Regions from separate parts of the Homo sapiens genome. Here region 1 is linked to region 2. A link is an interaction called in ENCODE POLR2A ChIA-PET data of the cell type or tissue named here. Cell type or tissue: MCF 10A. All regions are shown on one strand. Each heading gives the region's core, and the rest is flanking DNA. Links, peaks and the distances in the headings are about the cores only.

Evidence for each region. Peaks named below come from ENCODE experiments on the same cell type or tissue, not always from the same donor. Only the 100,000 strongest peaks of a DNase experiment are listed, where the experiment ranks them.
Region 1: POLR2A ChIA-PET joins it to region 2 with 11 read pairs; 4 of 35 experiments call an interaction of 5 or more read pairs at or near these places.

What each region holds. Positions count from the first base shown.
Region 1 is chr1:244,605,925-244,610,924 of GRCh38, reverse strand. It overlaps CATSPERE (catsper channel auxiliary subunit epsilon), which reads right to left. Exons shown (of 22, transcript NM_001130957.2): 19 at 599-685. Among named protein-coding and RNA genes, the nearest start is that of DESI2, 45 kb to the left of the region's middle. In MCF 10A, for the core only: no CTCF peak of the experiment used is centred there; no DNase peak of the experiment used is centred there.
Region 2 is chr1:244,735,649-244,743,791 of GRCh38, reverse strand. No RefSeq gene overlaps it. Among named protein-coding and RNA genes, the nearest start is that of C1orf202, 8.7 kb to the right of the region's middle. RefSeq lists enhancers at 7,962-8,143, 7,587-8,143, 7,514-8,143. In MCF 10A, for the core only: no CTCF peak of the experiment used is centred there; a DNase peak (open chromatin) is centred at 3,571.

The DNA of each region.
Region 1 (5,000 bases), core at 1-5,000, 130 kb after region 2:
GCCAGGCGTGGTGGCACATGCCTGTAGTCCCAGCTACTCAGGAGGCTGAGGCAGGAGAATCACTTGAACCTGGGAGGTGGAAGTTGCAGTGAGCAGAGATTGTGCCACTGCCCTCCAGCTTAGCAGCCTAGGCAACAGAGAGAGACTCTGTCTCAAAAAAAAAAAAAAAAGGAAAGAAAATAGGGAGAAATATGCGCTTTCATGAAAGTGATGGTTAAGTTTTTCCATATGGTGGCCAGGGAAGTCCTCATTGACAACTTGATTTTTCAGTAAAGACCTGAGGTTAATGTAAGGGAGCTAGGTCGTCTTTACAAAGACTCACTCTTGATGCTTTCACATGTTTAACACATATTTAATAATCTGCAAACACATATTTACAGCAGTGAAAATTAAAATAGTAACACAGAACCAACAAAAGATCACACAGAAATTAAGATGAAGCATTTTAAAAATACCATGATACAATTTAATATAAAAATAGGATTTGATTTACCAAAGCAAATTTAAATCCAAAATGTTTCCATCAAGTTTTTGTTAATAGCAAAATGCCAGATTAGTTATTCCAAATAAACAATCTGGAAGGTAATGTTTCTCTTACCTCAGGTCCCCAGACTTCTTCTAGTGGGAGGTGCTTGTTAAGTTCAATCATTGACTTCCATGTCTGTGCTTCATGTAAACAACCACTCTGTCAAAAGATGGCACATGTATGTGGGTAGGTAGAAGTTTTCATATCAACTTATTCCTAAGTATTTAATGTTTTGTTGCTATTGAAAATTTTGTATTTTTAAAACTTACATTATTTAAATGTTGGCTGGTATACAGAGGAATAATTGACAATTGATTTTTGTATATTGATCTTGTGTTGAGAGAATTTTTTTTTGAGACAGAGTCTCACTCTGTTGCCCAGGCTGCAGTGCAGGGAAGATCATAGCTCACTGCAGCCTCGAGCTCCTGGGCTCAAGTGATCCTCCTGCCTCAGCCTCTCAAGTACCTAGGACTACAGGTGTGTGCCAGCATGCCTGGCTAACTTTTAGTTTTTTAATTTTTGTAGAGATGGAGCCTCGCTATGTTGCCAAGGCTGGCCTCGAACTCTTGGCCTCAAGCCATCTTCCTGCCTCAGCCTCCCAAAGTGTTGGGATTACAGGCATGTGCTTGGCCGAGAGAATTTCTAAACTCACTTATTAATTCTAATTGTTTCACATGAACAGTTGTGTCATCTGCGAATATGACAGTTTTATGTTTTTCTTTCCCATCCTTATACCTTTTATTTGTTTTTATTATTTTTTTCTTATTACAAAGATCTTCAGGAATAGTGTTGCCTAGAAGTGGTGATAACACCAGAGGTCAGGAGTTCGAGACCAGCCTGGCCAACACAGTGAAACCCTGTCTCTGCTAAAAATATAAAAATTAGCTGGGTGTGGTGGCGTGCACCTGTAACCCCGGCTACTCGGGAGGCTGAGGCAGCAGAATTGCTTGAACCTGGGAGGCAGAGGTTGCAGTGCGCCAAGATCACGCCACTGCACTCCAGACCGGGCGACAGAGTGAGACTCTCTAAAAAAAAAAAAAGGAAGTGATAAGGGCCATCCTTGTTTTCTTCCTGATTTCAAAGTGAAAGTTTTCAAATTTTTACCATTAAATATAATGTTTGCCATAATGTTTTGTATCTACATTTCATTAGGTGAAGGATGTTTCTATCTATTCATAATTTTCTAAGATTTATTTATTTATTTGTTTGTTTAGAGACGGAATCTTGCTCTGTTGCCCAGGCTGGAGTGCAGTGGTACAATCTCGGCTCACTGCACCCTCCACTTCTTGGGTTCAAGCGATTCTCCTGCCTCAGCCTCCCGAGTAGCTAGGACTACAGGTGTGTGCTACCACACCCAACTAATTTTTGTATTTTTAGTAGAGACAGGGTTTCACCATGTTGGCCAGGCTGGTCTTGGAGTTGACCTCAAGTGATCACCTGCCTCAGCCTCCCAAAGTGCTGTAATTTTTTTCTGAAAGTGATCAGCTCCAAGATAGGAATTGAGCAACTCAGACACAGGCATGGATAAAGCAGAAAGATGAGTGTTTAAAGTTGCCCTAACAGCAAGCAGAAATAATACTGGGAAAAATGAGATACAGATAGAGATACAGAGAAATCGATATTGGCAAGATGGTGCTAGAGAATTGAACTATGGAGCTCACGCTGCATAGGAAGGGAAGGGAGGAAACGTGAGAGAGAGGGAGAAGGAGAAAGCAGAGGGTTCAGTACAGCAGATGGCCAGGTTGTGTGAGACAAAGTAGGAGACTGGAGTAGTGTGAATAACAATGAGATAGCTAAAGGATTGGGGGTTGAGGTCAGAGGGTAAACTGTTTGAACTGAAATGCAATTTTTTTTTTTTTTTTTGAGACAGGATCTTGCCCTGTCAACCAGGATGGAATGCAGTGGCATGATCACAGCTCACTGCAGCCTTGACCTCCTGGGCTCAAGCAATCCTCCCGCCTCAGCCTCCTGAGTAGCTAGGACTACAGGTGTGCATCACCACACCTGGCTAATTGAAAAATTTTTGTGTGTGGAGAAGGGGTTCCACTATGTTGCCCAGGCTGGTCTCAGACTCCTAGGCTCAAGCGATCATCCCGCTTCAACCTCCCAAAGTGCTGGGATTATAGGTGTGAGCCACCATGCCCTGTCCTTAAATGTAGTTTTAATGGGGGCTGCTATATTAGTTATTAGTCAAGATAGTCTCTACGTGCTGCAATAATACACCCCAACTCTCAGGGGATTTACAAAATACAAATTTAATTCTTTTTAAAAAAATTATTATTATTATTTTTTTAGACGGAGTCTCACTCTGTCACCCAGACTGGAGGGCAGTGGCGCGATCTCAGCTCACTGCAACCTCCGCTTCCTGGGTTCAAGCGATTCTCCTGTCTCAGCCTCCTGAGTAGCTGGGATTACAGGTGTGTGCCAGCATGCCCAGCTAATTTTTTTATTTTTAGGAGATATGGGGTTTCACCATGTTGGTCAGTCTCAAACTCCTGACCTTGTGATCGGCCTGCCTCAGCCTCCCAAAGTGCTGGGATTATAGGCATGAGCCACCGTGCCTAGCCAACAAGTTTAATTCTTGATCACATATAGCCCAGTGCAGATGTCCCTGGTTAGATGGTTCTGACGGTGCCTCTCCTCAAAGCAGTGAATTAGGAACCAAGGCTTTTAAAAATGTGTAGTGGCTCCTTGCATTCCAGCTCTCATCTACTCCAGCCTTACTTGTTGCTGTAATACACTGATGTGAGGTATGATGGAAAGCGTGAAGGTTCACGTGATTCCTTCTTAAGCACTTCACCTGGAAGTGACACCTATGACTTCTGCTCATATTCCAGCCATGCGAACCAGTCATATGGCCCCAGCTAGATGCAAATGCATCTGGGAAACGTAGTCCCTGTTTAGAAACTTTCCCAGCAATACCCTCATAGGATGGATGGCAGAATTCAGGAATCCATGGTGATTGTTTTCAGGGCAGGAGGAAAAGTGATCCAGTTCTGAGTATACGGTACCAGTAAGTAGGGATGGCATAGATGTCAACTGAATGGCAGGAGCCTCAAACAAATGGAGTTTTACTTAGAGTGAAGAGAGAATGACCTGGAAATGATACTGTATCTCTTAGTGGCCTTTTGGCTAAGACCAAGTGCAGCAATGATACTATGGATGAGGGAGAACATCAACCCCAAATCTCACCCTTAAGTATATGGGGTGAGAGAAAGAGTACTCTTGGTTCGATAGAACTGTAGGGAAAGGGTTGTCCTCTGAGGAACTTTTATTGAAGAAGGATCTAGAGCGTTTAACCTTGAGGCATAATGGAAAGGTTTGAGAAGGAAGAGAGTGATGGGAGTCTGGACCAAGGGAGAAGATGGATACAATAGTATAGGGATGAGACTGTGCAGAGGAAGCAGACCAGGAGAACTTACATATTAGGTGCTGAACAAGCATAGGTGGAATGTGTGGTGGGACGGATGTATTTGGTTACATAACTGAAAGACAATTGCCAGTCACGGTGGCTCACGCCTGTAACCCCAGTACTTTGCGAGGCCGAGGCGGGTGGATCAATTGAGGTCAAGAGTTCGAAACCAGCCTGGGCAACATGGTGAAACCCTATCTCCACTAAAAATACAAAAATTAGCCAGGTGTAGTGGCATGTGCCTGTAGTCCCAGCTACTCAGGAGGCTGAGGCAGGAGAATCGCTTGAGCCCAGGAGGTGGAGGTTGCAGTGAACTGAGACTGCACCACTGCACTCCAGCCTGGGCAACAGAGCGAGACTCTTAAAAAAAAAAAAAAAAAGCAAAAGAAAGAATTCTTGCAATACTCTGGGGGATGGCAGGTGGAACTCAGTTCTCTTGGCTGCCATCTAGATGGGTTATACTTCTGGATAATTAAGGTGTCTGGTAGATAAGAACATTACTTCGGAAAGAGCCATCCCTGTTTTTTGTGTTTTTTTTTTTTGCGAGTGAAATCTGTGGGGAATATTAGAAATCAGTGCTGGTAACTTCTAGAGAGGCTCCATCATGACAGGAGGCCCTCAGGGCAGGAAGGCCCACACAGGGAGGGGAAATGTGTTGATTGGGAGTGGTAAGACCACTCTGCTGCGGCCTACAAAGTGAAAGGATAGAATAAGGGAGATTCACCAAGGAGGCCAAGAGCAACCAGTCCTGGCGGGTGGAAGGAAGCCGGGAGAGTGTAGGGACACTGAAGCCAAAGTCAGCAGGGTCAAATGATGCAGGGAAGTCAAGTGAGACGAAGCCCAGAGTGTCCGTTTGACTTAGTGCACAAGTGATAAATGTCCTAAAGCCAAAGGCAGACCCATAAATAATCAAACACTGAATACAGTTTGGAGAGAAAAGAAGACTCATAGAGTTGCATCATCCTACTATAAATGTTATTTTTTTTCTGACCCCTTTATGTCTGTCTTATGTGACAACTTCTATTTTTCATAAATGAATTTTAGTAGCCATATAATTTAATC
Region 2 (8,143 bases), core at 1,292-6,291:
TCAAAAAAAAAAAAAAAAATTAACCATAATTATGTCTGACAATATCAAGACATATCAGAATTTTAGGAATCTCATATAATTTTGGGACACATATTAATAATGTATTCATACAAATATAACTCAAAGAAAGTTGAACACCATTTTTTATTTGACAATGTTTTCTGTATGATTTTAACATAACAAATAGCCTAACATGTACCTCTTAGCCTTCCAGGGCCTCCATTTGCAAAAGACTTGATTTTAGAATTTGAAATTTGATTTGGAAAGCATGTCAAATATTTAAGATTAAAAATACTTGATCAAAATAGAATCATAGGGCTGGGTGCGGTGGCTCACGCGTGTAATCCTAGCACTTTGGGAGGCTGAGGCGGGTGGATCACTTGCGGTCAGGAGTTTGAGACCAGCCTGGCCAACATGTTGAAACTCCATCTCCAGTTAAAAAAACACAAAAATTAGCTGGGCATGGTGGCACTTGCCTGGAATCCCAGCTACTTGGGAGACTGAGGCACAAGAATCACTTGAACCCGGGAGACGGAGGTTGCAGTGAGTCGAGACCGTGCCACTGCACTCCAGTCTAAAAAAAAAAATCATAAGTCACTGTAAAATAATAGTAGGTCATTTAGCCCAAGTGATAATTCAAAGATTTCAGAAAGCAAAAACCTTTGTTTTTTGATAGAGAGGAGACTCAGTTTTCCAAACAATCAAAAGACCTGGGGGACAGGATGGGAAGGGGGTGAGGGATAAAGGACTACAAATTGGGTTATGTGTATGCTGCTTGGGTATGCGTGTACAAATTGGGTTATGTGTATGCTGCTTGGGTATGCGTGTACAAATTGGGTTATGTGTATGCTGCTTGGGTATGCGTGCATCAAGATCTCACAAATCACCACTAAAGAACTTACTCATGTAACCAAATACCATCTGTTCCCCAATAACCTATGGAGATAAAAAAAATTTAATTAAAAAAATCAATCAATGTTTATTTAAAACAACAATAAAAATTGTTGATTTAAACAGCAACAACAAAAACCTAATAAAGATAGCATAAGACTACTAGAATCTGTCTTTCCCTCCTTTTTTTTTTTTTTGGCAATTTACTCAAAAGATGAACAAAAATCTTTTATTGCCAACCCCCCCCTTTTTTTTTGAGACAGAGTCTCACTCTGTCCCCCAGGCTGGAGTTCAGTGGCATGATCTCGGCCCACTGCAAACTCCACCTCCCAGGTTCAAGAGATTCTCCTGCCTCAGCCTCCCGAGTAGCCAGGATTATAGGCACATGCCACCACTCCTGGCTACTTTTTATATTTTTAGTAGAGACGGGGGTTTTGCCATGTTGGCCAGGCAGGTCTCGAACTCCTGACCTCAGGTGATCCACCTGCCTCGGCCTCCCAAAGTGCTGGGATTACAGGTGTGAGCCCCATGCCCGGCCTATTTTCTCTCTCTCTGTTTTTTTTTTTTTTTTTTTTTTTTTTTGAGATAGAGTCTCTCTCTGTCACCCATGCTGGAGTGCAGTGGCAGGATCTTGGCTCACTGCAACCCCACCTCCCAGGTTCAAGTGATTCTCCTCCTGCCTCAGCCTCCCAAGTAGCTGAAATTACAGGCGCCCACCACCATGCCTGGCTAATTTTTGTATTTTTAATAGAGACAGGGTCTCACCAAGTTGGCCAGGCTGGTCTCGAACTCCTAACTTCAAGTGATCTGTGTGCCTCAGCCTCCCAAAATGCTGGGATTACAGGCGTGCGCAACCGCACCGGCCTGTCTCTTATTAATACCATATGAAAATCATGTTCAAAGAGAAAACCAAATTCTATCTTTGTGTCAGTATATTATTCATGCTAAAGCTAATTATTTTTTTGAGAAAGGGTCTCACTCTGTGGCCCAGGCTGGAGTGCAGTGGCATGAATTTGGCTCACTGAAGCCGTGACCTCCTAGGCTCAGGTGATCCTCCAATATCATCAGCCTTTGGAGCAGCTGGGACATAGTTGTGCATCACCATGCTTGGCTAATTTTTTTTATTTTTTTATTTTTAGTAGAGACAAGGGCTCACTATGTTGCCCAGGCTGGTCTCAAACTCCTGGGCTCAAGGGAGCCTCCCATCTTGGCCTCCCAAAGTGCTGGAATTACAGGTGTGAGCTACCGAGTTCAACCCTAAAGCTAATGTTAATAAAACCTAATAAACAAATTAATTCATCTAATCTCAGTCAGCATTGACCACACAGGATAAGATTTCCGTAAACCTTTTTTTTTTTTTTTTTTTTTTTTTAGACAGAGTCTAGATCTGTCACCCAGGCTGAAGTGCAGTAGTGCAATCTTGGCTCACTGCAACTTCTGCCTCCCGGGTTCAAGCAATTCTCCTGCCTCAGCCTTCTGAGTAGCTAGGACTACAGGCGTGCGCCACCACGCCAGGGTAATTTTTGTGTTTTTAGTAGAGACGGGATTTCACCATGTTGGTCAGGCTGGTCTCAAACTCCTGACCTCAGGTGATTCACCCGCCTTGGCCTCCCAAAGTGCTGGGATTACAGGCGTGAGCCACTGCGCCCAGCCATACAAAATTCTTTTCATGAGATTAATCTTTCATAAACCTTCAACAACTTGGAAACCTTCAGCTTTGTCCTACACTTCCTTTCTTATATTGGCATTCCACCTTAAGATAAGAATTTACCACTGGGGACAGTGGCTCACTCCTGTAATCCCAGCACTTTGGATCACCTGAGGCCAGGAGTTCGAGACTACCCTGGCCAACATTGTGAAACTCCCATCTCTACTAAAAATACAAAAAAAAAAAAAAAAAGAAAGAAAGAAAAAAAAGAAAGAAAGAAATTAAAAAAAAAACAAAACATTAGCCGGGTGCGGTGGCGGGCACCTGTAATCCCAGCTACTCTACTCGGGAGGCTGAAGCAGAATTGCTTGAACCCGGGAGGCGGAAGTTGCAGTGAACCAAGATTGCGCCACTGCACTCCAGCCTGGGCAACAAGAGTCAAACTCCATCTCAAAAATAATAATAATAATAATAATAATAATAATAATAATAATAAAGGGGAAAGGGAAGTACCTTTTGTTGTTGTTGTTGTTGTTTGTTTTTTTGTTTTTGAGACAGAGTTTCGCTCTTGTTGCCCAGGCTGGAGTGCAGTGGTGCGATCTCAGCTCATCGCAATCTCCACCTCCCGGGTTCAAGTGATTCTCCTGCCTCGGCCCCGGAGTAGCTGGGATTATAGGCATGCGCCACCACGCCCAGCTAATTTTGTATTTTTAGTAGAGACGGGGTTTCTCTATGTTGGTCAGGTTAGTCTCGAACTCCCGACGTCAGGTGATCTGCCCGCCTTGGCCTCCCATAGTGCTGGGATTACAGGCGTAAGCCACGGCGCCCGGCCTGGAGTTTTATTATTACTCAAATCAGTCTCCCTGAGAATTCGGGGATCAGAGTTTTTAAGGATAATTTGGTGGGCGGAGGCGGGCAGTGAGTCGGGAGTGCTGCCTGGTTGGGCCGGAGATGAAATCATACGGAGTTGAATCTTGCATTGAGTCAGTTTCTGGTTGGGGGACACAAGCTCAGATGAGCCAGTTTATTAAACTGGGTGGTGCCAGGTGAGTCATAAATGCAGGATCTGCAAAATACCTCAAGCACTGATCTTAGGTTTCATAATAGTGATGTTATCTCCAGGAACAATTTGGGGAGGTTCAAAATCTTGCGGCCTCTAGCTGCATGACTCCTAAACTATAATTTCTAATCTTTTGGCTAATTTGTTAGTCCTACAAAGGCAGTCTAGTCCCCAGGCAAGAAGGGAGTTTGTTCTGGGAAAGGGCTGTTATTGTCTTTGTTTCAAAGTTAAACTACAAACTAAGTTCCTCCAAAGTTAGTTCCGTCTACACCCAGGAATGAACAAGGACAGTTTGGAGGTCAGAAGCGAGATGGAGTTGGCAAAGCTAGATTTCTTTCACTGTCTCAGTTATAATTTTGCAGTGCTGGTTTCAAGTGGAAGAAAATAGAAGAACAAGTGTTAAAAGAGGCAATTTGGGGAGATTCTAAGCTTTCTAAAAGGCCAACAAATTTTACACTTTTTTCAGCAGAAATTATGCCAACAAGGTAGGAAGCAAACAGAGGAATCAAACACATTTAAAAAGGGGTTTCAGTCAACTAAGAAAATTCCCAGAAAGAAGATCCAAAAGAGGAAAAAAGCAGGAGGGACTTTTTGTCTTTGTCTAAAAAATGATAGCCCAAGTGTCAGCTTTTAATTATGCTGAGTTCCAATCCTAAAGCTGTAAAAGCCATGGGTGGTGGCTCATGCCTACAATCCCAGGACTTTGGGAGGCTGAGGTGGGAGGATCATTTGAGGCCAGGAGTTCAAGACCAGCCTGGGCAACATAGTGAGACCCAGTCTCTACAAAAAATCAAAAAATTAGCTGAGTGTGGTGGTGCACACCTGTAGTCCCAGCTACTCAGGAGGCTGAGGTGGGAGGATCGCTTGAGCTCAAGAGTTCAGGCTGCAGTGAGCTGAGAATGGCCCACTGCACTCCAGCCTGGGCAACAGAGCAAGACCCTGTCTCAAAGAAAGAAAAAAATAACCCAAAAAATAATATTTTCAAATCTCTTATTATCAGATTTCAGGAAGGACAAACATAAAGGACGTCTTCCACTTGGTTGGTTTGGGTCTAAAACCAGTATTTTTTTTTTCCCAATTGTGTGTGCAGATGAATTATTTTAGACATTTCAGAGAATCTCTCTTTTGGCTACTGCTGCTTGTGGCTCTCCTGGGTTAGATGGTTTCACTTACCTAAACATTTACAAGAGAATTTCCATCAGCGCTATACATAAATCCAGCCGGTGTCTCTAAGAAGAGCACTTAGATTTTGAAGCTTAATTTCCCATAATTGATGAACTATTCTGTTTTGTTTTTTTTTTTCTTTTCCGAGACACAGTCCCGCTCTGTCGCCTAGGCTGGAGTGCAGTGGTGCGATCTCAGCTCACTGCAAGCTCCACCTCCTGGGTTCACGCCATTCTGCTGCCTCTGCCTCCCCAGTAGCTGAGACTACAGGTGCCTGCCACCACGCCTGGCTAATTTTTTGTATTTTTAGTAGAGATGGGGTTTCACCATGTTAGCCAGGATGGTCTCGATCTCCTGACCTTGTGATCCGCCTGCCTTAGCCTCCCAAAGTGCTGGGATTACAGGCGTGAGCCACGGCACCCAACCTAGAATTGGTTGTTGTTCTAAGCAATTAGGTTTCGAGGTGGTTTGTTATACTACAATAGACAACAGAAGTCATGAAACTTCTTCCACATTGCTAGAGTATTCTTTCTCTTTTTTGAGATGGTGTCTCTCTCTGTTGCCCAGGCTGGAGTGCAGTGGTGTGATATCGGCTCACTGCAAGCTCAGCCTCCCAGGTTCACGCCATTCTCCTGCCTCAGCCTCCCGAGTAGCTGGGACTACAGGCGCCCGCCACCATGCCTGGCTAATTTTTTTTTGTATTTTTAGTAGAGACGGGGTTTCACCATGTTAGGCAGGATGGTCTCGATCCCCTGACCTCATGATCTGCCCACCTCGGCCTCCCAAAGTGCTGGGATTACGGGTGTGTGCCACCACGCCTGGCCAATGAACTTTTCAAAAGTGACCAAGGTCAGGGATGTGGTTAGGGTCAAAATGTGACTACACCTGCCAAGTGGCAGCAGAGTGCTCCAGTTATGGGGGATTGGACCCTCATACCTGTTTGGGAGAGCAAAAAGTGGGTATACTTTCAGTTAGGAATAACTGGTCAGAAATGAAAGGCTAAGTCAGAATTTTCTTTTTTCTTTTTTTTTTTTTTTGAGACGGAGTCTCGCTCTGTCTCCCAGGCTGGAGTGCAATGGCGCAATCTTGGCTCATTGCAGGCTCTGCCCCCCGGTTCACGCCATTCTCCTGCCTCAGCCTCCGAGTAGCTGGGACTACAGGCGCCCGCCACCACACCTGGCTAATTTTTTGTATTTTTAGTAGAGACGGGGTTTCACCGTGTTAGCCAGGATGGTCTTGATCTTCTGACCTTGTGATCCACCTGCCTCGGCCTCCCGAAGTGCTGGGATTACAGGCGTGAGCCACCGCGCCCAGCCCTAAGTCAGAATTTTCAAATGATAGAAAACAGCTGTAATCTTAAAATCATGCTATGTAGGCCGGACGTGGTGGCTCATGCCTGTAATCCCAGCACTTTGGGAGGCTGAGGCAGGCAGATCACTTGAGGTCAGGAGCTTAAGACCAGCCTAACCAACATGGCAAAACACTGTCTCTACTAAAAATACAAAAATTAGTTGGACATGGTAGTACTACTTGGGAGGCTGAGGAATGATAATCGTTTGAACCCAGGAGGTGGAGGTTGCAGTGAGCCAAGATCGCACCACTGCACTCCAGCCTGGAAGACAGAGTGAGACTCTGTCTCAGAAAGAAAGAAAGAAAGAAAGAAAAAAGCATATTGTGTAAAACAAAACCACTGGTGCCTAACTGCCAATCCTTTGACTTGAACCTCTGCTGTGAGGCAGAGGTAGAATAAAGACAGTTCTCTGCATAGCTCTTTACACAAATTTCCTGTGCAAAGACAGAGACTGAGGCCCTCACGCTCAAAGACAAGAAAGCATTTGCAAAACAGCTCAGATAGTCTAGACCTTCAACCAAAGAGTGAGAGGTCTGAATTTAGGAGAACTCACCAGAAACACCCAACAGTGAAACCACCATTGCAAAATTGTAACTGAGATGGTGAAAGAGATGTCACCTAACCAACTCCAACTCCATCTTGTTTCTAACCTCCAAGCTGTCCTTGTTCATTCCCGGGTGAAGGCTGAACTAACTTTGAGTGGAACTTTTTTTTTTTTTTTTTTTTTTTGAGACACTGTGTCGCTCTTGTCACCCAGGCTGGAATGCAATGGCACGATCTTGGCTCACTACAACTTCTGCCTCCTGGGTTCAAGCGATTCTCCTGCCTCAGCCTCCTAAGTAGCTGGGATTACAGGTGTCAGCCACCATGCCCAGCTAATTTTTATATTTTTAGTAGAGACAGGGTTTCACCATGTTGGTCAGGCTGGTCTCAAACTCCTGACCTTAGGCAATCTGCCTGCCTTGGCCTCCCAAAGTGCTGAGATTACAGGTGTGAGCCACCGTGCCCAGCCAAGTGGAACTTAGTTTATAATTTGAAAGGAAGATGATAGCCCTTTCTGGAAAGAAACCCCCTTCTTCCCTGGGGACTAGACTGCCTTTGTAGGACCAATAAATTAATCAAAAGATTGGAAATTATGGTCTAGGAGTCATGCAGCTGAAGACTACAAGATTCTGACCCTCCCCAGATTCCTCCTGGAGGTAACATCACTGTTGTGTAAAATCTAAGAACAATGCTTGAGGTATTTTGCAGACACCACCCAGCTGGTACCACCCAGCTCAATAGACTGGCTCATCTGATCTTGTGGCCCCAGCCCCGACCCAGGAACTGACTCAGCACAAGAGGACAGCTTCGACTCCTGACGGTTTCATCTCCGGCCCAAACAATCAGCACTCCTGACTCACTGGCTCCCCTCAACCCACCAAATTATCCTTAAAAACTCTCATCCCCAAACGCTCGGGGAGACCGATTTGAGTAATAATAAAACTCCAGTCTCCGGCACAGCTGGCTTTGCTTGAATAACTCTTTCCCTATTGTAATTCCCCTGATTTGATAAATCGGTTCTGTCTAGGCAGCAGGCAAGGTGAACCCACTGGGCATTTACAATAGGACTCCTGAAGACAGAGAGTTCATGCTAGTATCAAGGCCATTTTCAGAAACAGTGGTGGTGTTAGTCTCGCCAATGCACCACAATGTAGCAGTCTCTTGTTGTGAGGTATCACTTGGAGTTCTTTGTCTCAGGACCAAGAAATTAAGGAGTGTGGATACAAAGGAAAGGGTGAGGTTGGAGCAAATGTTTAATAAGTGGAAGAAAGCTCTCCACTGCAGAGATGGGAACCAGAGGAGGGCTGCTGTTTTTACAGTTGAATGCAAAGGCTTTTATAGGAAACCGATGAGGGCTGGGCATCTCATTTGCATATGGTGCCAATTTCTGGTAGCTTCGCCCCATCCTCATAATGTGAATGTGGGCCCTTAGCTTGAGTTCATCCATATTGCTTTGTTCCCCTTACTGCACATGTGTCAGGGGATG